5 separate regions of the Mus musculus genome follow, and all the other regions are linked to region 4. A link is a loop called in an ENCODE intact Hi-C map of the cell type or tissue named here. Cell type or tissue: heart. All regions are shown on one strand.

Region 1 (5,000 bases), 790 kb before region 4:
CCTCAATTGGTTCTTCAAGCCGAGTTCCTCCGCAAGCCTATTTTATAATGGGGGTGGGGGTGTCAAATCAACCAACCTGGCATCCCCTAAAATCCGAAGCTAGCACTCCCAAGCACCCCCACCCACCCCCCAACAGCACGTCTCCTGCGGTGTTTACATAACTATGTGTCCTCTAGCGTGTAAACAAAAGACACAACCCAAGCAGAAAGGCGCCCCCGGAACCGCAGGCTGGCTGGCCCAGCGCTGCATCCTCCCGGGCTGGGGGCTCCGCAGGTGGGGGATGAGCTCGCAGCATCCTCCACCACTTGTTGCTCCCAGGTCCTGCAGCTCGGAGCTGCGAGGGGTTTTGCAGGCACAGAGCCCTAGCGCATCCCCTCGCGCAGAAGCCCTCTCGCCACCGCCCGGTGCAGCTCGGTCCCGCCGGTCGCCAGGAGGCAGCGGCAGGCGGTACAGCAGCACGGGGACACCGTGCGGCGGGCAAGAGCGGCGAGGTGGCGGGAAGGCGGTCGCAGCGCGGCCGGCCTCTCCGGTGGGGAAGAGCTCCGGCTCCCTTTTGTTAGCAAATGCAAACACTGCCCTCTTCTTTCGCGACCGCGCCAACGCGCCCCGCACCGGGGCAGCCACACGCGGGGCTCCTGCCAAGCGCTCGGCGTCTTCAGGGAAGGCGCGGCGCTCGCCGAGCCGCCGCCACCCGGGCAGATTCTCAAGACGGCCGGCCACGCGGGGAGCGCCCCGAGGCCCGCAGGGCGCACGCCGGGCCGCAGAGGCCGCGAACGCCCCCGCCACCACCTGCGGGCCGCTTGCCCGAAGGACGCGCAGCCGGGAAATCCCGGATCCCCACTCGCGGCAGAGGCCTCGGTGGCGCGGACAACCTGCGGGCTCCAAGAGCCCTCCTGCAGCGGCGGCGACGAGCGGCCGCCCCCGAGCCGGGAACTTTCCCTGCCTGGATTCCAGCCAAGCCGACCCGCAGCCTAGCGGAGGGGGCCGAGGGGCAGCGTTCGGCTGGAGGGAAACACGAGAGGCGTGCAGAGCTCTCGGGCGGGGGACCTGGCTGCAGAGCGCGGGCAAGCCGGGAAGAGGACACGACGGTGGGGATGTCCTGGGGACCCGCGAAGGAGAAAGCTTCGGGGAATGGAGAATCGATCGGGGGGGCGAGCTGGAACGGAGGGGGCGAAAGCTTAGCCCAGGGACACAGGAGGACCTGCAAGTTCCAGGGACGAGAGCGAGTTTCGGAGGGTCCGGAAGGTTCGGGGCGCCTCCGAGGGCTCCCCTTCCCCCCACGCGCTAGCCCCCGGCCCCGAGCCCACTCCACTCAGCACCCCGCGCTACGCCAGGAAGAAGAGGTGTGGGTGCAGCCATCCCTGAGGGCGCCCATCCGCAGCCGGCGGATAGGAGAGAAGGGGCGCCGACCCCTCGGCCCCTTCCATCGCAGCCCCGACTTTCCTTGCCACGCTCCCGCCGCTTTGGATTTAGGAAGTGGGGGAAGGTTGTCATGGAAACGTCCCCCCTTCCATAGCTACGGCTCCTGGGGGTGCCCGGGGGGGTTTTCGGGACCAATCCGCGGGTGCCCACAACCTACCTGTGGGGATCAGTGCCGCGGCCGAAAGGAGCAACAGCAGGAGCCGGAGCCGGAGCCCTGGAGGCGCCGCCGCCGCCGCCACAGCCGCTGCCGCCGCACACTGGGATCCGCTCGGCAGCACAGCACTCGCCATGTCGGGCACCTGCCTCAGACTGGCGGCGGTGGCTGCCTCCCGAGCCCGAGCGGACAGCTAATGAGATGCTAATGAGATGCGCTGGAGGCGGAGTCAGGAGCGACCAATCGTGGCACCTCGAGCCCAACCCGGCTCTCCGAGAACTAGCCCCCTCCCCCACCCCGCCCCCTGGCGCTAGCGTTCGGCCGCGCGCCCGCGCCACCTAGGGGCGGGGCCGAGGGGCGGGGCCTATGCAAATATGTTTACGTTAAAATTCGGCCTCGCTTCCCCGAAGGAGGAGAACCTGTACTGGCCCGCGTCCGGCTCGGTGGCTGGGGAGGGGGTTGCGGCTTCAGGAGGCGGGTCTCTCGCTTTCGTGCACCTTTACTAGGAACCTTTACGCCACTCGCCGCGGCGGACTCCTGGTCGGAGAGTCTGACCGCGAGATTCCTGGGCCGGGGCACTGCGTGGGCATCGGCCTATCGAAGTCATACGTTACAAAATTTCCTTTCCCTCACCTTGCACGAAGGAATAAGATCTTTGGGAAACCCGGGAGTGGAGAGTGCGAATGCAGGTCCCCGGATTGACAAAACAATCTGAGAGAAGTGCATGCGTGCTTTGCACGTCCGGCGGAGCAGGAGAGCCCGCTCAACAGCCTAGCGGCAGACTAGGGGATAGTTGGAAGACTGAAGCTGTGGAGTCGGGGTTCTGGGATTTTCAAGTGGATGTTTGGCTGTAGATTCTGGGGAAAGGTAAATCAAGGTGGGTGTGCTCAGGCTTCCCAGCTTGTTGGAAGTGTCCTTCCCATGTTTAGTAGATTATAGCATATAAGTAATATGGAATATTTAAGATTACACGCACACAAAAGCAAAAAAAAAAAAAATCTACCGGTCAGGGTCGTGGGGAAGGGAATGTAGGGAACCGAGGCAGTGATAGAGTCAGTCGAGTTCCTCTTCCAGGGCTCGGTTCAATTCCCTTCTCTCCTATGCTTCCAGTCCTTTCTAAGGCATCTAGAGACCAACAGGTCCTCACTTTAGTTGTGTCTCAGAGAGGTTCTCCCGCTGACGGGACTTGCATGCATCTCTGGACACACTTCCTCCCTCCCCGAAATTATCTTTGATTTCTTTTCAACAAGGCAGCCGGCTCTCTTGTTTGTCTGCCTTTTAATTACTTATTTTCTTTCCCTCTAGAAGACCGTGTGTGCTCTGACCCTCTGTTGCTCAAGCATCAAATTGAAGGACGAGCCGTATTAAGTGTAAAGGTTTATAATAATTTAAGTATTCATAGAATGCAGAACAATAAGATGTAGGAAATACAATTTGCATAATAAATATCAATATCACAACAGCTAAAACAAACCATGACAAATTATATGTGGCTAAATGACCAAGAGATTACTGAATGTAAATTGCTGAATCTGAACTATAGTCTAGAAGAGCTGTACCAAGCCCTCTGTCCTCATGTTGCAAATAAATTAAAAATAAATAAATAAATATCAAAAGGAAGTTAAGATCGGCCAACCCATCAAATGAGTTACACATTAAAGCAGCCTCATATTATCCATTATGCATAAACTAATTTTCGAAACTGCCCTGTCTCCACATCCCTGGATCTTCTGCTCTGTAATTACAGGCCCCAATGCACGAACTGCAAGCAGTCCTCCAGAAGTGGAGAAAGCTCCAGTAGGCAAATCACAGTATACGAGGCAGAAAACCAACACCATGTGACCGCCAGGATAATGCCCAGTCTGCAAAAGCCAGAAGTGAAACTACCTAGATTAGACGTGATACAAAGCAGATTTCTACCAAAATCAGAATGAAAAACTCAGAGACTGTTTATTCTGACAACAGGACAGGACGGACTGCAAAGTCAGATCCTATATGTCAGCCACAACAGTACAGAGCCGGACACTCAACAATATTCACTATTCTTTATAGTACTGCTACTATAAAGACCTTGAGCTGATATCAAGTTTATAGTTAACAAAGGACTATTGTGACCTTGAGTTCTTATCAAGAAATTCTTGTGCACAATCTTCTTTAGTCTCTGAAACTACCTTCAAAATTGATACTATTTATTTTCCCCATTTTTTTAAATATAGCATGGTTAGAAAAATTAAGCACCAGCCTTTTAAAAAAAATCACAATTTCTAATTGCAGACAGAGAGGCAGAGCCTTCACAACTAACCACGATGCTGCACTGTGCCTCAATAAATATGTGTTAAGTGAAGGAATACATTTCACATCATGATGCATGAATAATAAGCAAAGGAGAGCTGTATTTTTAACATAAGGTGAAAATATGCCAGCAACCCAGAAACGTTTTTTGAAAATAACAGGATTGCAGCAGACTCCTAAGGAAAAGCATTGCTCCTGAGGCTGAGGCTCCAAGAGAATCTAGCCAGGCCCGAGTCCTCCCACTCTCAGCACGCAGTATGGGGGACATTGGAAGATGTGGAGTGTTTTCGTCTCCCTTCATTCTCTTGGCACATCAAATGAACACCTACTCAAATTTCCAGTTGGCAAAGAACAACATGGGACATTTCTATAGGAAATGCCAATGCTGTGTGGCTTACCTCACTGGAAGAATGCAAACGCCTTTAAAAATTTCCTCAGAAATGCCACCTGCCATGGAGAAGTTGAGGAAGTTAGCCCATCCAGTTTTACCAGGTATGGAAACTGAGGACTGATAGCCTCTTCTTCCACACCAGGATCTTCCTGAGAACCAGAGGTGAGACTCCTGGACAGAGCAAGCTGTTGTTCCTCTATCCCCTAACCGTACTCCCCTTCCACCCCCTCCCCACTTTCACACCAAAGATGTCACCAAGCATTTTAACATATGGAACATGTGAGGAGCGCATCAAATTCCCACAGCCGCTAAGTACAAGTTATGACTAGCCTGGCTTTCTCATAGTAAAGCGCGTCATTTTCTGCTCCGCGGACTAGAACTCATCGCCAGGAACAACTTCCAGCATTTTCCCCTCGCTACATGGATTGAACCAATTTTAAAAACCAGATGGTGTTTTTGCCATTTATAACTGATAATCAATTGTTTTGTGAATTTAATTTTTTTTTCAAGAAAGAACTGAAATACTTATCAGAATTACAATCTGGGCACAACTTGTGTTAGAGCGAAGTGCCAGAAGTACCAAAGCCCTAGTCTCTCTCTCTCTCTCTCTCTCTCTCTCTCTCTGTGTGTGTGTGTGTGTGTGTGTGTGTGTGTGTGTGTGTGTGTGTGTGTGGGTGTGTGTGTGAGTGGGTGGGTGTGTTGGTGGGTGGGTGGGTATGGGGGAGGTGTGTGTTTTCTTTT
Region 2 (5,000 bases), 80 kb before region 4:
CACGCCAATCAATAAGAGAGCAATCCAGTAAAGCATGAGACATACAAGGGAGAAGTAGTACGCAATCATTAAAAATGATAATGTGGTTCTATACTTATTGACTCGGAGAGATGTCTTTGACATTTTGTGTCGTAAAAGGGAGGGGGGGAAAACAGATAACAGAGGAGCCTGCAGAGCTGACTTCCTTCATGTGTAGTCACATGCACAGATCTGTATGCAAAACGCCCAAAGCGTTACCGGCTTAGTAAGAGGGGCTTAAAGGTTGATGTCTGGCTAGAGTGGGTGGGGGGCTGTGGGGACAGCATTGGGCCCTCACTTTGAGTCTACAATTGCTAACCAACCATCAGGGCTTCTTTTGTTGCTCAGGAGGTAGGTTCATTTAGGAAAACAAAGGGGAGTCTGGAAACCCCTCAGTCTGCCGAAGCTATAGACCAAAACATTAACGATGATTCTCTCTTAGATGCGGGGCTTGAGTTGTTTTAATTTCCACTTTAATCTTCTGGTTATTATGTAAATACTTTACAGAACAGTAAAATATTTTTGTACTGTTTGTTGTTTTAAAGACGCAAAAGCCCTGGGACCTTTTGCATTTGGTTTTTATTGATCCTCACATAGCAGAGATTGCTGCAGCCTTTTGAAGTTCCCTTCCTCCAAGAACTTTGGACCTCTTAACAGGTGCAAGATGTCTGGGTATGTGCAAGAAAGAGGAGGTTCCATTCGGAGTCTACCTACACAACATCCCACCACTACCTACACAATGCTCCTCATGCTGGACATCCAGCCACTATCAGAAGGACAGTAACCCTGACCTATTTTTGGGGGGTTTGGCAACTCCACTACCTTCTTCTTGCTTTTCTTTCGTTGGTTCTGATTCTGCATTTAATGCTCCCCAAATATGGAAACCCCTACCACCACCTCCATCCCTAACCTTGACTCTCAGTCCTAGCAGTCTCCTATCTGACATCTGACTTTGCTCTCACTTCCATTTTGGACTTTGCAGTTCTTTGGCAATTTTAGAACAGCTCCAATATAACTGCAACCTATCCTACTCAATTCAACAGTTCTTGTACCAAGTTCTCATTATGTACACAATCCCTGGGCTGCCCCTTTGGGACATGGAAACAATGATTCTGAGTCCCCATTCTCGGGGTTTGAGGGAGGGGTGCTCAGTATGTCAAAAGCCACAATAGGTTGGTCACAATAATGTCATGCAAATGACACTGTAAAGATTGTAATTGCCAAGCCCTGCTATGGACACTTTGCATATCATCTCATTTAACACTCTTGTTATTACCTTTAACACCAGTGTCATTATTACACCCATTCAAAGACCAGGAAACTGAGGCACAGGGCATAACTTCTTCAAAGGAACCAAGGAATGAATGGCAGGAAGATCAAGATTGGAACCCAGGTCATTTGGCTCCTAGAGAATCTGGGTTTTAGTATCAAGTTCCAAAAAGCAGAACTGCTGAGCACTGTGTTGGGCATGCATCCAACAAGCTACGGAAGCTCTGCAAAGCGAGGTGTGAGCTCTTCTGGCTCAGACTCTTGGCTTCTTTCTGTATGTGGATGTGGGTGGGTGGGTAATGTGTGTGGGTGCATGCTTGTGTGTGTGTGTGTGTGTGTGTGTGTGTGTGTGCGCGTGTGTGTGTGTGCTCAGAAGAGCACACACGTTTGTGTCCATGCAGATGAAGGACAGAGGACAGCTCAGAGTCGTATTCTTTCTCGGGCACCATTCACCTTGTTTTTAGGCACAAGGTCTTTCACTTGTCCTGGGATTCACCAATCCGGCTGGGCTGCCAGATTAGCAAGCTTCAGAGATCTGCTCTCTCTGCTTATCCAGCTATGAGGAGGCAAGCGCCTATCACCATCCCAGGCTTTTTATATGGGTCCCGGGGATGAAACCCTGGGCATTTCCTGGCTTAGCCATCTTCTCAGCCATGATTGTTAGCTTCCTTAAACAACACCCTTTATGCCACTCATCTGTTCAACCAATGTCCCTCTGGGAGGGAGCTGACCCAGACTCTGCCCATACCACTTCAGATCCCGCCAGTTATATCTGGGTCCGTACGCCAGGAGATGAGGTGCACAGAGCACACCTAAGTTCAGAGCTATCCCAGTTGTCTCTGAGCTTTGTCCCCTCTGATGAACACGACCCTACAGACATTTTGTGTCCACTGGTACGCCATGCCTTCCACAATGAAGGTGTCCCAACGGGGCTTTGTTTAAACTAAATGTTTGCAAATTGAGTCCCATTTAGAATGTACTGGAATGGCCACCTGATAACACAGTAGCACTCACTAGCACTGGGTGGTTCTCTTGTACTGGAAACTTTCTTGCGATAACCATTTAATTCTTAATACGCCTGTGTAAGGCAGAGATGACGAAGAAACTAAAACCTTGAGAAGTCACCACACTCGCTCAAGGGTCAGCAGCTAATAAGAGGCATCTGACTCTTAAAGGATCACTTAAGCCAGTTTTTAAGCAGACTCTGGAAGAATCAAGTTTTCCAAGCTTTGTCATGTTTTCTGAAAAGAAGACGGACCACACTTTCTTGGAGCAATCTTCAGACTTTATGCGAGGCTGAGAAGAAATCTAAGTGTTTGAGAGGCTCTGGCAACTTCTAGGAAGGAGACAGTAGATGGGGCTTACCAAGGTCTTCCAGCAGGGGGCTCTCTAGAGCTGCCCTGCCAGAACTAGGGACCAAATGAGCGCTTCTGCAGTGTCAGTGCCTTCATGGTCCAGCCACGAAGTCTGGCTGGTAAAGACAGCTGTGTGAAACCCCAGGATAGGGTCTCTAGGAGCATGGGCAGTCGCTAAAAGGGAGCTGCATAAGGGCGGCTCACTCTCTGTGATACGCCGCTTCCGTAGTCATAAACACTGCAGCTGAAGATTCCCATGGGGCCTTCCTAATGGAGGAGATGGATACACTCCAGCGCAACCCGCGGGGTTTCACGCGCAGCTCTGACTAAACTCCCTATAAAATCAATCCCGCCTTTTCTCCAGCTGTGACAGGGTGTTCTAATATTAATCCACTCTCCTTGTAGCCCCCCCGTACCCCCACCCCAGCAAAGGCTTTAATGATCTTTAGCCAGGCATAAATAAGGCCACATATTCAAGCAGAGAACGCCTGCGCGGAGGAGACTGCTTCCTTTATTCAGCACCACAGCGGCCCCTGTGCCCCCTTGAGCAGCTTTCTTCTCTCCCACGGGTGGGGGCTGCAGAAGAGGCAAGCCCCCGAGGCGGGATGGATGGATGGGAGGGCCAGGGCTTCCCAAATTGTTCCATTGGGACCTCAGTTGTTTGCTCTCACTCCTAAGGGTCCCCTGGATGCTGCCTGGCGCTAGCCCCTCAGCTTCTAGCTCTGCTTCCTGTGTCTTGGGCATCTCCTTGGAAGCTCTGTTAGCTTCCTTCTCTCCTAAGAGGAGCTGGGTCTGGAGAGAGGCTCCTAGCAGCCAAGGGAAGAAGGGAAAGTGCTCAGAGATAAGCAGACAGGTAAGGGAAGAGTCGGAGGTGCAGATGCTGAGGTGAGCAAATAGCTGAGTTGTTGAGAGGGGCTAATCGGCAAAGCCTTCCGCCTCCTATCTCGGGACCCTCCTCTGAGTCCTCACGGCCCAGTGGTGTTTATGTGAACCAAGCAGAAGCCCCCGTACTGTCTTTGGGGAAGCTCTGGGGGCTTATTTTCTAGCAGGGAGCTGTTTTAAGAGTTGCAGGATCAGCTGCCCTCTGCATAAGCTAGCTAGCTGCCTGGCTGCATCTAAACCCTTCCAGCAAACTCCTTCCAGCGACAGCAAGCCCAGAGCCTAGTCAGAGTTTACCTTCCGACTTCAGAAAACAATCCAAACGGTCCCAGGGCCATTATGCAGGCATACAGCTAGCTCTGCAGAGGGGCAGATCCTTAGCACCTCGGAGTGAAGGGGGTCTGATGGCTCCAGGTTCCCCTATAGTCTTAATGGTCTTAGACTCCTGGATGATGTCAAGGAAGAATGCTAGGCCATTGTACTCTCTCAAAATAACCTGGTTTGTTAGTTTGTGTCACATTACAACAAACATTTTGCCCAAGAAAGCAAAGGCAGAGAGGGCATCGCTACCAACATCAACCCATGGCTGTATTTGAGCATCTTTCTTCTTTCAAGGGTTGAGCTGTGGCTTTGGACTTGCCCCCAATGCCCTGGAGTGATCTTTTGCCTGCAAAAGTCCCATTGTGAGGTGGAGAGAAGGCTTATGGGGTCTTGGGACTGGTCCTTAAAGCTTGTTCCTTCAAGCTTGTTCATCTACAGGAGGAGATGATGAGGTCATCGCCCTGGGGTGATGGTAAGGCTTCCTGTTTTAGTTACAGCATAGCTTTCACTTACTCTTTAACAATTTCAAACATGTGTCTTGATCACATCCACCCTCAACTCTCCAGAATCAAATGTGGTTGTTCCACTAAACACACATGCTTTCTAGATATTTATCTGTATGCCTATAGTGTCGTGCCACGACTTTGGCCACAGAAGCCTCTCCCTGCAGTAGCAGTTAATACTCACAACTATCAGGGGGCTGAGAACAAATGACTCTTGAGCACTTAACCCTAACCGGGAAGTCTGTATCAATCCACTAACCCCAGTCCCACTGCCCCAAGGCTCAGGAAACATGGAAGAAAAGGTGGGCACAAGGTAAAGAGCCAGAGGATGGGAGGGATGCAGTAAAATGTTGTCTTCTAGACTTGGTATGGATGTTGGATTAATGAACTCACAACAGCTATCCTTATTTGCACAAGACCTGCACATGGTAAGGTCAACAAGACCAGGCACATACCGGATGGCAACACTAACCAGACTCATTAGGTTAAAAAGTGATTTCAACACTTAGAATAGCACCCGTTACACAAGAAGCAGGCAGTGAGCATGGTAACAGTATTGCTAGTAACATCATTTTGATTATTTGATCTAGTTCCTCATAAGGTGTGCGGACTGTTCCTTCTTTTTCAAGCAGCTGAAGTTACTCGCTGGAGTATC
Region 3 (5,000 bases), 340 kb after region 4:
CTCCTTTTAAGTCATTTCTATCACATATTTTGGTCACAGCAACCAAAAAAAGAAAGAGATAGGGAGAGAGAGCAGGAATATGTTATCAACTGAGAAGGCCCCAGGTATCACAGTCCAAGTCATGCATTAGGCAAGGCTGAGACTCTACATAGAAAACACCCCAGGGTGAGATGCCTCTGCATCAGTGACCAGAGAAACTTTGTTTCCAATGTGAGATGGTGGGGCAGATGCTGGACAGACAACCCAGAGCCAAAAGGAAGGCGTTGAATGGAACTAAAGTGTTATCATTCCTAGGCAAGGCAGGAATCCCAGCCTTGAACAAAAAAAAAAAGTCATTAAGATTCTTAGGCCAAGTCTCACCGTGCACACAGTGCCTGAGAGCGCTGTCTCTCTCATTTTGATCCCCTTAGCCAGATCCCAAGCTTCTCCCCCATCTCCCCTCAGGTACTCACTGCTCTGGGATGCTGCCTCCTCCTGCTTCATTGTGATCTTCCCCTGCACAAGGATCAGAGTGTCCCATCAGGCTGCTAAACTCAAGATGGCCCTGGGCAGGTCACAGACTCTCCCTTTGCCTCAGTTCCTTTATGCCAAAGTGAGAAACCTGGACCCAGAACTGGTGAAAAGACTTCTGAGTGCCAGCCAACTATTCTTTTGACCATTGTATTGAGAAAGATCCCAACAGTTCCAAAGCCTGGAAAGTTCTAGATCAAAGTCCTGCAAATTCAACGTCTAATGAAGGTTTGTTTCCTAGATCATGGCAGAAGAGGGGAGGGACATCTCCAGAGTTCCTGTCACTGGTCCCACTCATGAGGGCTCCAACCTCATTGACTCCACCACGTCCCAAATGTCTCACTTCCTAAAATACTACCCTGGAGGCTGTATATCAACGCGCACACCTAGAAAAGACAAAAACAATCTGTCTCTAGCAGTGAGACAGAGGAGAACAAGAATATAGATACCAGATATTTCCCATAAGCAATGCTACATGCAAAGTCCTTGGGCCAACACTCCAGAGCCTCCAGAATCTAGTCTATATTTCTAAGGACTCCATTCTATGATGCTCAGTCTTGGTTTCTCACACAGTCTCCCTTCTTCGTTGAGGTCTCTCCCTCCTCCAGCAAGGATTAACTGATTATAGATCTTCAGTGACTGGAGCGGCCTTGTGAGCCTATCTCCCTCATGACAGGATGCTGACAGGCCTGTTCTTGTGTGAGCCTTGTGCAGACAATCACAGTTCAGCAATCCTGAATGCAAGGAACTTGTCATGTCCGAGGATAGCCCATCCTTCCCAGTTCTTATGCCTCCACTCCCATTGCCACCACAGTCTTCTGCAGTGTTCCCCAAACCTGGAAAGAGATGGCATAGTCACCCCATTTAGAGCTGAGCAGTCAACACCCACTTATTCTCAACCCTTTGACCCACTGTGAGTCTCTGCATAAATGCCACCTACTATGTAAAGAACCTTCTCTGGCCCAAGCAGACAGCAGCTCTGCTCCGTGTGGGAAAGACATAAATATTTTGAAGGTTTTTTGTGTGTGTGTGGGGGGGGGGGGGTTATTGTTGTTGCTTTTAGAGAGAGGGTCTCGCAGAGCCAGGGATGACCTTGAGCCCTGATGCCCCTTGGCTCCCCCTGCTAAGCACTGGGACCATGGTTAGGGCCACTACTCTTACCTTACGAGTCTCACCCTGAATGAGCATTGTTCTCTTATCCGCCCCTGTGTCTTGATGCACACCTCCCCTTGCTGACTGAATAGGATAAATCCTGAGAAAACCTGGAGCATGGTAGGCCCTTGCTAAACTCACTCCATTTGCAAGTGTACACTTACCACCTCACCTGGCCTGCCAGCTCCTGGGTGAAGTGGTGCCCCACCCTTCCCCAGCCACAAATGCCCAGTATACAGACACCTCAATAACGGTAAAACCTACAACAACAAGAAACAACTTGCAGAGCAGGAGAAAGGCAAAGGATCTCGCAGGTGCTTCAATTTCCAGGCTGGCAGGAGCCTGCTGCATCCTCTCATCTGGTTGTAAAGCGCCCCATGTTCATTATTTTAACAGTGATTCGTGATCAAACGATTTAGTGTTAATGTGGAGCTAATGTATAAATCCATACGGGTCCCACCGTCCTTTAGCATTAATTACACGAGGTCATTATAAGGCTGGGAGTCCACTGGGTTTACTGCGTTCAGCAACTAATGACAAGGCCCACTCAGCCACTTTGCTCTCTGTCTCTGCCCTGCCTCTCATATCTCTGCAGGGCTGGCTGCCGTGGAGCAAGCTCACAGCTATCAGAAGATGGAGATCCGGATACCAGGAGCTGGGGTACAGAGATGATTATCGGGAGGGCTATTCAAAGAAGCCCAGCCTCACCCTCCAGGAGCTAAGATTTCATAAAGATTTAAGAGCTGTAAGTGACCAAGTACCAGCTTGGGAGGTCAAAGAACAGAATTCTAGAGGCTGTGCAAACCATGGGTAAGATACGGCTCCTCTCTGTTCTCTTCAGTTAATTAAGGAGCCTGGACAAGCCAACCTTAGCTTCTCCACCTAGGAGTTACCTCTTCTGTACCATTCAGACCTTAGTTCACACACCAGCTCCCTCATCCCAGACTGACCACCCTTTGTGAGCCATGCCCCATCACTCTGTGAGCCACACCCCGTCATTCTGTGAGCCACGCCCTGTCACTCTGTGAGCTACACCCCACTACTCTGTGAGCCATGCCCTATCACTCTGGAGCATCTCTTCTGTTTGGTTTTCTTTATGAATTTACCTGCATATCTACATATATATGTATATATGTTTTCTAGTGTATTGCTTCCATTCTCTCTTCTCTGTGAGCCCCACCACCACTGGCCCAGACTGGTGGCCTCATCCATCTCAGCTCTCACTTCAACACCAGCTCCCACACAGCACTGGGCAATGGTAGGAGCTCATTTCTCCATCAACTGAACCACTAGGTATAGCTAAAACCCTTCCAAATGATAGTGGTGCCCAGAAATCAAGGGCCACTTGTGAAATAGGTAGAATGGGACTCGAACCCCAGAGGACTGTGGAAAATGAGGGACTGAGTGCTAAGGAGTGGAGGGAGGCAAGCAGCCGGGAGAAAAGGTAGGTGCAACCTGGAGAAGCCACCACGGTGAAGAGCTCAGAGCCTTGGCAGCTGCTGCATCATCAGGCTTCCGGCCAAGACCATTCGGGGAAGCTATGTTAATAATCACACTGCAAGAGTTCCTTGCAGCAGGAACAAGCCCCATCCAAGGCACTGCCATGCACAACACTCCACTCCATTCTCCTGCCATCCCCTTAGCACAGGGAGGGGGAAGTCCTTTGCCGTTTAGACGCAAAGAGCTGATAGCACTAATTGTTCATTTGTATGGTGTTTTCTGGTTCCCAAGAAAGTTCTCAAGAAGAGTTGGCTCAGGGAGTCATGTGGCTTGTCCCTGTCATTTCCCCTGCAGGTGGCCTAACTACCTCAAACTCAAAACTTTCCACAGCCCAATGGCCTGTTTTTTTTCAGATAAAGAAACTAAGACAGAGAGCAAATATGGCTGGTGATGACATAATTGGCCATATATACACACATATTTATATATGTATACACTCACGCCTATTCTTACACATGTATGCAAGATACATACACATATACACAGAACAGCCTATGTTATTTATGGACTCAGACTGAGATCTGATGAGATCAGGGAGGGGACAACCCCCTTCCAGACTGAGCATCACCGGAGGGGTTGCCTTGAAAGATTGTGGTCCCAGACTCCTAGCATCTAAATCTAACATCCAAAGCTGGAAACAAGGCTAGCAAAGGATCCAGTCTCGGCACATCTAGTCTGGGGTCTCTGTTCTGGAACTCTCTGCCTTTTTGCCATAATTTCCAACTGAAATATCATGTCACCACACATGGAGCAGACCCTCAATAGACTCCTGGGGCAGGAAAAGGCAGGAACCAGGTGACTTGGGCAGCTTGAGTGTCTCAAGTGGCCTCTGTGACAGGGACAGTGGGGATGATGGGGACCAAAGCAAGCTGAAGACATTAACTCTGCAGCAGGGGCTTTACCGCAGCCAGCAGCTAGCACACGAGCATGCTTGAGTTATCAGTTCTTACCACTGTTTGATGAAAGGCCAGACGTGTGGATCTCGGTTGGAAATTCTAGAACTTTAAATGCTGGCATTTAAATGTAAAGCGCTGCGTGGGCCAAACAGAATGTCTTGCAGTGAGTTTCTTTGTTTTAACAGCTTTATCGAGGTATAATTGATATGCAAAAAAACTGCACATATTTAACGGTACAGTCGGATGAGCTCGGCCATATGCGAACTCCCGTGAGACTACCCCAAAATCAGATCCAACACACACACACAGACGGGGAGAGGGGTAGGATGAGAGAGAGGGGAAGGGGAGGGAGAAGGGGAGAGGAGGAGGCGAAGTGGGAGGGGGAAGGGGAGGACGAGGGAGGGGGAAAGAGAGAGAGAGCACTTTGCTTACACTGTGTCTATGATAAGAACATTGAAATGAGGGCTGCCCTCTTACAAAGTTTGCAGTGGCCACTGTTAGCATTCAGAACTGTTGAACAGTCATCTCTAGAACATATTCAAAACCCGTCTTCTCACTGAGTGGCCTTCACCATTCCCTCCCCCTCAACCCCTGGTAACTTGCTCCAACCCTGATACCACCAAGAGCACTCTCGGCTTCTGTTAGTTTGACTTTTTAAGCATCTCATGGAAAGCAGGAGTGTAGAGGGCGAGGCTCTGGGTTCCATCTCCAAGGTCACATACGCTTGAGTGCACACACTCATGCACACACACACACACACATGGAAATGGATATGGATGCATACACATGTGTGTACACATGCACACAAACACACACTGCTGAAATCATGCAGCCCTTGTCTTGGGACTTAGTTCAGTCTACTGTCTTCCAGGCTCACTGCCACGGTGGCAGATGACAGGGTCCTCTAAGAGTCTACTGTGTATAACACATTTCATCATCTGA
Region 4 (5,000 bases):
TTGCCTTAATGAACACAATCGGGTTTCACCCTCCGCTTCCCCCCCCACACACACACACAAGTACCCCTTCATTTCTACAGACCCACCTCACACCTCTCCCACCCAAGACAGACTCATAGAGAGGGAAGGAGGAAGGAGACAGGGCTTAGTCTCCTCCCTGTGCCCCTGTGTAGCCACCTCTTCTGGCATGCCCCAGCCTCACATAGAGTAATTAAGGCTTCCTCTTGGTGGGGTAATAAATGATCCCCCCATGTTTTAATTAACCCCCCCCCCGTCTACCCTGGCATCCTCACACCCCCACCCAAGTCTGTGAGTCTGTGTGGGTTGGGGAGGGACAGTCAGAAGAGAGACTGTGACAGCGGTCTGTCACCCAGGGTCTGGCATTCACTGGGGAACTGTCAGTTACTAAGGAAACTAGGAGGGAGAGAGGCAGGGAGAGAGGCGGTTAGATCCAATTTGGGGTGACAAGTGTGAGGAATGAAGATTTTGGCCTCTCCTCGTCTAATCACGAGTGGAAGTTTCCTGGACTGGGCAGTAGACAGGCACAGGAAAGCCAGTCCTGCAGAGACCACCCCTTTTCAGGAGCCCGGGCAAGACAAGGGACCCCATCAGAGGGCAGAGCAGCTCAGGATGCCCCTGACACACACCTCAGACTGCCGTGCACCCTTGCCTGTATGTTCCTGTGTGTTAGGTTCACCCCCATGCTGAGGGTTCTGGTTTGGGTGGCCATCCCTTCCTGTGATTCAGAGGTCCTCACTTCCGCATCCTTCTCTTCTCTGTCTTCAGTTTGCAATTCACCCCACCTCTCTTTTCCTTCCCCCCTTTTTAGGGAGGATCACTTTCATTCTATTTGTTTTCTCCTTCCAACCCCACTATGCTGTCTACCCAACACCAGCACACACAGTGGCTTCCCCAGACCTATCTCTCCCATGTCTTCCATCTGGGTAGGAAAGACATATTTTGATTCACATCTCAACCACCTTGTCCCCCAGTAGCCACCTCTCCTGCCTTCCTCTCCTTCCCCTCTCTATACTCTTTCTTCTCTGCTTTCCTACTCTCCCTCCTAACCCTTCTTTCTCTTCTCTCTGCTTCCCTTCTCCTGTCTCTGCAAGCTGTAGTTCAGATTCCCAAAAACAACAGAAGCACCACGCCCTATTATGACTCCCAACCAGGCTGGTGAAACTCTCCTAATCTCAGAGGGAGGCTGCCCATGAATGAAGAAATGAGGCACCAGTGGGAGAAGGGAGAATGGGATGGGGGTGAGGCTGGTAGACAGTCCAGGCTGGGGAGTGGCAGAGCTTGGGAAGATGGCCTCCCTGGCCCCTTGGTTGAGAAGAGCAGAAAATGCTGCTGAGTCACCAGTCCTGAGACAGTGCAGGCTTAGCTGGCAATGGGGCAGGGGACTCTGAACACTGGCTCAGGAATGGAGGCCTCTGGAGCTGCTGGAGACAAAGAGGCCAGTGCAGTATGCCTCCACCTCCCTAAAGGACCTGGTGCCTCCTCTTCACTTCCCAGTGATCCAGGCCAGAGCTTACAGGTCTCCCCTACTCCTGCAGCTACTTGGCCTTATCTCTATTGTGAGCAATTGACCAGGACTTGGATCTCTTGATGCAGAGATAGTCCTAGCTAACCAGTGTTCTGTTGTTTCTAGGGGTCCCTCAGAGAGATCCCAGGGTGCTGGAGGAAGGATATTGTTTACATGCCCCTAAAAGGGTAGGTAAGGTGGCTGGCGCTCAGGCTAGCTGCTCTAGGTGGATACTTTGTGGAAGTCTGGTTAGTGAGTAGGAAGGAATGAACCACCAAAATATACATGCATGCTCCATGCCCTAAGCCAAAACCAGCAGCTAGGAGCTACCTGCAGAAGCAAAGTGCAGAGAAAGTCACCAAGGATACCAGATCCTATTCTGGTCAAATCAGCACTCCTTGCTCCAGGGGGCGCTCTGTTCAAACATCTGCCATCTGCCTCTAGGCACTTTGAGAACAAGGTCCCCCAGAAACAGAATCCAGCAGGAGTCCAGTAACAGTTTGAGAGGTCTGGTCCCTGCCTCTGAAGCCACACACATGCCGCTGAACAAGCCCGGGACCTCAGGCTGATTTGGCACCCTCAGACCCCTCTGGCCATTGCCAGGTAAGTACTCCAAGCAATACATCTATGTAGAGCAAGCCTGCCACCTGGTGGAAAGGCCATCCAACTGCAAGCCGGGGTTTCTCAGGGTGGTTCTGTCCAGTGTCTGGGGTTCCATAGCACAGGCGTCCATCCACCCGCTCCTGATAGCAGTACCTCCACAAGAAAAGACAGATCCCTGCCCCAGTCCTTCTGAAAGTTTTGTCAGTACAGATGAGCAGAAGGTAGGGACGAGAGGAGTTCAAAAGGCTGAGGCCTGTTTGGAGCAGGTATTTGGTGCCTCCTGGTTGGCTCGTCCCTGGACATGAGTGAGGAAGTGACAGAGAGAGGCTGGATTCCAATCCTAGGTCCCTGCTACCCATCAGCGGAACAATTGCCTCCTTCCTTGGACACAGGGCCCCTCGGCAGACACATGGGCAGATGAGTAAGAGGCTATTCCAAGCCTAAGTGTTACAGCCAAGGCAGGCCAAGGAGAATCCATGGGTAGATGGGACATGTTAGAATAATCCCATCCAATGGAGGTGGCCCCATATATCCCAAGTACTTGTGTCTTCCTGTTCCTTTCACACACACACACACACACACACACACATTCATCTAAAAATTATATTTTATTACTGATTTGACATAAAGATTGAGATATATTAGAATATTTCTCTCAGCTTAAAAGTTTCTTTTCCTCGGGCCTTAACAGAAGTTGAAACGATGTTTACTGCCAACTGTGCCTAGTGGAGAAATCAGCCTGTGTCCGTCCATGACATTTAACCCTTTGCAGGAAGCAGAAAACCATCACCACCTACAGGCATTCGTCAAAGTCTCCCATTCTTCTCCAGAAACCCCTGGATTGCCATTACACAAAAACAAGAGCTGGGGGTTCCCCACTCCTAGACCAGCAGCCTCTTCTTGCCCAGCCCTTACGCTGAAGCCAAGCCACCACCATTGCAGGCCACCACCACCACCATCATCATCATTGTAGGCCACCTTCCCCACCATTGCAGGCCACCACCATCACTGTCACTATTGCATGCCACCACTACCATCATCACCGCCGCTGCCACTACCGCCAACACTTACATCAACACTACCATTGCCACCACCATCACTGCCATCACCACACAGCTATCTCCATGACAGTTCTTTGGTCTGCTGTTTTATTAATGCCTAATTTCCAATCTTCAAGAAGAGAGAGAGCCTTAAACCTTCATCCCATGAACCCAGCAATCACACAGATGATCCAAGCATCTCTGGACAGCCTTTAATTTATTTCCCAGTGCATGCAGGCACTGCTGAGACTTGATAGCACCAGCTTAAATGTAATAAATTACTCAAGTACCACAGATTAGTTAATAAAGCCCCAAGCTCCCTCTCTGCCCCTGCTGACTGGGATGGCAACATCAGAGATTCCTTAGAAGATGCCCCAAGTCGAAGGTGTAGAGGCAGGGCCTCCCCATGCCTGAGTGAGCTTCGTGGCCTTCTCGGGACCCTTGGTACAAGATGGAGATTGAAACAGGGACAGAGAGACAGAGGTGCAGAGAACTCTGGGGTGGGTACAGAATCTTCTACTCTGGTCTCAGCATGTCAGTGGGTGTGGTGATCTAGGAATGACAAAGTTTGTACCTGAGCACAGCTTAGAAAATCACAATTTAGGGGGATGGAGAAATGGCTCAGCAATTAAGAATGCTTGCCGGTCTTGTAGAGGACCAAACATCCATTCGGGGCTCCCACATTGGGTCACTCCAGATCCAGGGGATGTACTCCCATCTGGAACCTGGGATTCACTCATGAACTGCAGAGAGACATTTAGGAAGGAGGCCAGTGTGCTCATTTCCTGGGGAAACTTCCAAGAGAAGACTCTTATCTCCTTTTGTGGCCAGCAAAACCCTGAGAGGGAAATAGTTTTAGAAAAACAGACTCTAGTCTTAGCCCAAGACAGAGGTTTCAGCAAGGTTCCAGGGCAATGGAGGAAAATGGATGTCTATAAAGAGATGGGTATAGAGCCCTCAAGTTGTGTGGAATCCTGCCCTGACAGTGACCTCCCCACTGCCTTGGCTTAGGTGTCCTGAGTCTGATGGTCTCAGGTGAACAGGAACAGTCTCCTCCTCATCTCTCCTATGCCTGAACCAAAGCCAACATCCATGGCTCCTAGCTGCCTCGAGTGTTCCCATAAGCAGAGAAGTGCTCCATCCCTATCCCTGTGTGCCCTCATAGTGTTCCCAAGACTGAAGAAATTGTCACGGAGTGGCCTTTGTTCCAGGGCACTAGGATAACTCATTGTTACCAGCAATAAAAATCATCTTTGGTATCTCTAATTCTTTCCACGGTGCTCAGAGCCCTGCCTACACAGGCTCTTGTTTATGCAGAGAGAGCCTCCCTTCGCTGCTGAATATGGTGTAAATTGAATTGCATTATAAACGCACTAGGGGAACCTTATCAGGAATCCTTTTATAAAGGGAATAATTGTCCCCTAATTTATCATTAGTGCGAGCCTCGGTTTTTATCTTACAAGTTTGTTTGATGTGAGCAAAGTCTGCATGTACACACACATACATGTGAGCACACACTCCCGGGGAGTAGAGGCTGCGAGGCATGATAGAGAGCAGGGTGTGAATTAGTTTGGGTAAGAACTTCCTGAGAGTGATACAGGCAAGCAGAGACACCGCGGATGAGATAAATCATGGTGTGTAGCCAAGACAAAGAAGAAAACAGAGACCCAAGGAGTGGTGTTTTTTCCATAGTTGTTCATCTCTTGGGTGGTTTTGTTCTTTTCCTTTGCCTGTTTGATTGTGTTTTCCTGTAATTCTTTAAGGGATTTTTGTGTTTCCTCTTTAAGGGCTTCTACCTGTTTACCTGTGTTCTCCTGTGTTTCTTTAAGGGA
Region 5 (5,000 bases), 380 kb after region 4:
CTCTAGTTGAGAAAATGCCTTATAGTTGGATCTCATGGAGGTATTTCCTCAACTGAAGCTCCTTTCTCTGTGATAACTCCAGCTGTGTCAAGTTGACACACAAAACCAGCCAGTACAATTGACCCCTTGTCAACTTGACACACAAACACATCACTAGTAAGCCTCAACCCTTACATTCTTATTCATCCCCTTGATCTAAATAACTTTAAAAGTCCCACAGTCTTTACATATTCTTAAATTTTCAATCTCTTTAAAATATCCATCTCTTTTAAAATCCAAAGTCTTTTTACAATTAAAAGTCTCTTAACTGTGGGCTCCACTAAAATAGTTTCTTCCTTCAAGAGGGAAAATAACAGGGCACAGTCACAATCAAAAACAGAAATCAATCTCCAACCATCCAATGTCTGGGATCCAACTCACAATCTTCTGGACTCCTCCAAGGGCTTGGGTCACTTCTCCAGCCATGCCCCTTGTAGCACAGGCGTCGTCCTCTAGGCTCCAGCTGCCTGTACTCCACTGCTGCTGCTGCTCTTGGTGGTCATCTCATGATACTGGCATCTCCAAAACACTGCATGACCCCTTCAGTCCTGGGCCATCAATTGCAATTGAGGCTGCACCTTCACCAATGGCCTTCCATGGCCTCTCACAGTGTCGAGCCTCAGCTGCTCTGTGTGACCCCTTCATGCCTTCAAAACCAGTACCACCTGGGTGACCCTTACACATTACCAAGTCCCGCTGCAGCAGGAGTACAACCTTGGCTATTTCTGGAACACAGCCTCTTTGTGCTTTCAGAAAACACTTCCCAGAAGATGTCACCTCAACGATGCTGGTCTCTTCTTAATCACCGCTAATTTCTTAGCTCCAGCTAACCAGCATCAATAGTCCCAGTAATGCAAAGTTTTTGCTTTAGTAGTTCTGGTATCTTGTTAATCACAGCTGACTCTTCAGCCCCAGCTAACCAGAACCACAGAATCTTCACAATCAAAGCAGCAATGGCCCTGAAAAGAGTCTTTAATTTTCCCTCTGAAATTTCACAAGCCAGACCTCCACCTTCTGCACTGTTCTCAGCATTGTCTTCCAAGCTCCTACACAACATCCGACAGGTCTCTTAACAGCAAATGGACCTTCTGGCCCAAAGTTCCAAAGTCCTTCCACAGTCCTCCCCAAAACATGGTCAGGTTGTCACAGGAATACCCCACTTCTGGTACCAATTTGTCTTAGTCAGGGTTTCTATTCCTGCACAAACATCATGACCAAGAAGCAAGATGGGGAGGAAAGGGTTTATTCAGCTTACTCTTCCATAATGCTGTTCATCACCAAGGAAGTCAGGACTGGAACTCAAACAGGTCAGGAAGCAGGAGCTGATGCAGAGGCCATGGAGGGATGTTCTTTACTGGCTTGCTTCCTCTGGCTTGCTCAGCCTGCTCTCTTATAGAACCCAAGACTACCAGCCCAGAGATGGTCCCAACCACAAGGGGCCTTTCCCCCTTGATCACTAATTGAGAAAATGCCTTACAGTTGGATCTCATGGAGGCATTTCCTCAACTGAAGCTCCTTTCTCTGTGATAACTCCAGCTGTGTCAAGTTGACACAAAAAACCAGCCAGTATACACACACATACACCGGCATACACACACATACACATACATACACACACATACACTGGCATGCATACATATACACAGGCATGCACACACATACATCAGCACGCACATACTATTGATAAAATTATAATTTTAAAGAATTACACAGAAAATTTACAGTCCTTTCAACATTTATCCATACAGTAGCCCTATGGAGTGCATGTTATATTCTGCCCTTTACAGGTTAGACAACTGAGGCTCAAACATCCAGCAACTGAACAGAGGATCCGGGATGCCAACCAGATCCTCAAGCACAAAGCCTGGGCCTCTGACCACCAACTACATCATCCACAAAGCCTTTTTTCTTTCTTCCTCATATAACACATCCTGACCACAGTTTCCCCTCCTCCACTCCTCCCAGCCCCACCTGAACCTCTCCCCCTCTCCTCTCCTCTCCACTCCTCTCCTCTCCTCCCCTCCCCTCCCCTCCCCTCCCCTCCTCTCCTCTCTCCTCTCCTCTCACTGCTCTTCCATTTCCCTTAAAAAAAAAAAAAAAAAAGAGCAGGCTTCCCAGGGATTTCAACCAAACATGGCATAACAAGCTTCAGGAAGACCAGGCACAAACCCTCACATCAGGGCCGGGAGAAGCAACCCAGTAGGAGGAAAAGGGTCCCAAGAGCAGGTGAAAGAGCCAGAGACACCCTCATTCCCAATGTTAGGAGTCCCACAAGACCACCAGGCTAACAACCATAACATCTATGCAGAGGACTTAGAATAGACCCATGCGAGCTTCCTGATTGTTGGTTCAGTCTCTGTGAGCACCTATGAGCCCTGCTTAGCTGATATTGGGGGCCATACTCTCCTGATGTCCTTGACCCCTCTGGCTCCCAGAATTCTTCCTCCCCATCTTCTACAGGGATCCCTGAGCTCCAGGGGGAAGACCCAATGGAGATCTCTCTCTCTCTCTCTCTCTCTCTCTCTCTCTGCCTAATGTTTTACTGTAGTCTCTGCATCTGCTCCCATCAGCAGCAGGAGGAAGCCTCTCTGATGGCTGGGATAGGCAGCAATCTGTGAGAATATAAGGATATCTTAGGAATCATTTTATTGATTTTTTTTTTCTATCCTAGGTCTGTGAGCTCTCCAGCCTCTGGTCCCAAGTCACCAGGCAGTGTTGGGCACGGGTTCCCTCTCATTGTCAGGACCTCAAATTAGACCAGTCATGGGTTGGCCACTCTACAAAGCCTTTTAACCTTTGAAATTCTCACTGATTTTTTTCTTAATGGCAGTAAAATAAGTGTTATACATAAGTGTTAAACCCACACCACCATGGGTTTAAATATCTTTAAGATCTTTCTTCCTTTACTTGGAATTGAAGAATTTCGGCAGTAATAGACTACAAAGAATAGAGGAACCAGAAACATTCCCAGAGCAAAGGACTTCAGTCAGCCTCAACACCCTTATCTCTTATCCCTCCCTGAGTCCTCTGCCCTCTAGAAGAGAGAAACATAAGCCTGCGTTGCCCTCTAGTGGCTGTGATGATAATTACAGCCAATACCTTTGTTTCAGTACCTTCTACAGGTACTAGACAGGCACTAGACCCTGAGAATCCAAGGCTCTGCCCACAGCTGGAGCTGAGGCTGGACACTGTGGCCAACGGCCAAACCACACCCCACCACTGACAGGGTGTCAGAATCAGATCTCCTGAATGCATAGCTCAGCTGATAGTGATTACATATCATGGTCAAAGTCCTCACTCTGATTCCTAGCATCAGATAAAACCAGGCACGGTCACACAAGCCTATATAATTCCAGCACTAGGAAAATAAAGGCAGGAAGATCAGAAGTTCAAGGCTATCTTCAAGTACGTAGTGAGTTAGAGGCCAGCCTGGGCTACACGAAACTCTTTATACAGGGGTAAGATCACTTCTATCCTCAATAAGAGCCCCCACCCCCCACAGACACACACCCGACTTCTCCTTTGGACCTAAGAAACTCTGTGTCAGTCCCAGAACAGGACAAGTTACTTCCTTGAAATATCAGATCTGGAGGAAGCCAGAGATGGCAGATGGCATGCAAGCCTGGAACTGGGGAGGGAGGTGGCTCCTCACAGTTCCATCAGCTCTGCAAGTCGAGGCAGTGTGGAGTCACAGGCAGTCCCTCTCCAGTGAAGGCAGCCGGGCCTCCCCTCCACCATTCTTACTTCAGAAGCTAGCTGAACCAGTGGGCCCTCCCCCAGCCCCCAAGGCCGGAGTGCATTAGCAGCCTGCAGGCTGTCAGGAGCAGTTGCAGATGCCCCATTTATATTCCTAAGTAGAGGACTTGTTAATATGGAGCCTGCCTCTGGGGAAATGGGAATGTGCGGGGTGAGAGATGACAAATCACAGCCCGGCAGCCAGGCTGAGAGCACTAATACCCATTTACATCTTACTCATTAGCCCTCACTGGCCAGCGAGCCTTGGCTACCATGGGGCTAAGGGCTGGCCTCCAGGAGCCCCTTTTGGCTCTGAGAAACTCAGGCACTGGTGGTAGGTGGCAGGGTGACCTCTTCTGCCAGCAGGTCACTAAAAGGCCCATGCAAAAGACAACCAAAGTCCCAGCTCAGCCCCACAAAATAGACAAGAGTGAGTCCCAAACCAGACCTTATTCCTTGGGACACAACTCATGCCGCCCCCCACCCTGCACCCCCACCTCCGAATCTCAGATGAAAGAATTAAAGGTCGGAACACCTCCAGTTCATTTTGGCCACACCTAGCCTCCACATGGAAAGGATCTGCCAGTCATTGGACTATGACAGTGTCAAGAGACCCCACTCCCCTACCCACACCCCTAAGCTCACACACAACCACACAGCACAGCCTGCAGGCAGGGCAGGCCCTGGGCTGGGCTGCCTGGACAGTACTTCCTCGCGTGTCTAGAGCCTGGTCCCCAACAGAGCAAGTGTGCAGCTTGAGTAATGGCGGGCACAGATCCACCCGAATCCTGATAAGGGAGAATAATAACTTGTCAAAGATATATATGATATGTGTTTGCTTTCCCGACGGAATATCTATGGGGCTAATTCATCAAGCCGGCGGGCTGGCTGGAGACCCAGGGAGGAAAGCCGGGAGGGAGAAGCACGTGATCGCTAGTACCCCAGTGGAAAGCTGGGAACCCGGGCAGCCTGCGTGGGCCACTGGAAGCTCACCAGGGCCCTGGCAAGCCCTGAAACTGACTGTCCTGGGATTCACCTGACGGTGTCCGTGTGACGCTCCCGGTTTGGGGACCTGGAAGGTGAGCAGATAGAGTGACCCCTTTCCTGGAAGAGAATCAGCCAGACCTCTGTCTCCTCCCACTGCCTTGGGCCTTCCCCCTGTACTCTGAAAGACAGGGTGACAGGAGTACATTCCAAGAATGCTAGAGTGAAGGAAAAAAGAAACG

What was found. A loop is a pair of places that touch in the nucleus more often than their neighbours do. Peaks named below come from ENCODE experiments on the same cell type or tissue, not always from the same donor. Only the 100,000 strongest peaks of a DNase experiment are listed, where the experiment ranks them.
Region 1: a loop joins it to region 4, with 2.7 times the contacts of the local background. A loop is called at or near these places in 9 of 42 quality-filtered maps.
Region 2: a loop joins it to region 4, with 2.7 times the contacts of the local background. A loop is called at or near these places in 13 of 42 quality-filtered maps.
Region 3: a loop joins it to region 4, with 3 times the contacts of the local background. A loop is called at or near these places in 6 of 42 quality-filtered maps.
Region 5: it touches region 4 in a loop (9-fold over the local background); 6 of 42 quality-filtered maps call a loop at or near these places.

Annotation. Positions count from the first base shown.
Region 1 is chr9:47,527,085-47,532,084 of GRCm38, reverse strand. Cadm1 (cell adhesion molecule 1) reads right to left here and starts at 1,733. Exons shown (of 11, transcript NM_207675.2): 1 at 1,580-1,733. The coding sequence starts at 1,712. In heart, CTCF peaks have their summits at 502, 1,868 (motif pointing left) and 2,360; DNase peaks (open chromatin) are centred at 494, 1,094 and 1,804; H3K4me3 peaks cover 2,951 bases; H3K27ac peaks cover 2,820 bases; H3K27me3 peaks cover 1,722 bases.
Region 2 is chr9:46,812,839-46,817,838 of GRCm38, reverse strand. No RefSeq gene overlaps it. Among named protein-coding and RNA genes, the nearest start is that of Gm31614, 15 kb to the left of the region's middle. In heart, a CTCF peak has its summit at 2,666 (motif pointing right); no DNase peak of the experiment used is centred here; H3K4me3 peaks cover 909 bases; H3K27me3 peaks cover 3,588 bases.
Region 3 is chr9:46,394,962-46,399,961 of GRCm38, reverse strand. The region is part of intron 1 of Gm31432 (a long non-coding RNA gene); the gene reads right to left. Among named protein-coding and RNA genes, the nearest start is that of Gm31432, 8.0 kb to the right of the region's middle. In heart, no CTCF peak of the experiment used is centred here; no DNase peak of the experiment used is centred here; H3K27me3 peaks cover 4,398 bases.
Region 4 is chr9:46,732,914-46,737,913 of GRCm38, reverse strand. No RefSeq gene overlaps it. Among named protein-coding and RNA genes, the nearest start is that of Gm31614, 95 kb to the left of the region's middle. In heart, CTCF peaks have their summits at 1,956 (motif pointing right) and 2,156 (motif pointing left); a DNase peak (open chromatin) is centred at 2,143; H3K27ac peaks cover 371 bases; H3K27me3 peaks cover 2,766 bases.
Region 5 is chr9:46,352,333-46,357,332 of GRCm38, reverse strand. No RefSeq gene overlaps it. Among named protein-coding and RNA genes, the nearest start is that of Gm31374, 5.1 kb to the right of the region's middle. In heart, a CTCF peak has its summit at 3,124 (motif pointing left); no DNase peak of the experiment used is centred here; H3K27me3 peaks cover 1,900 bases.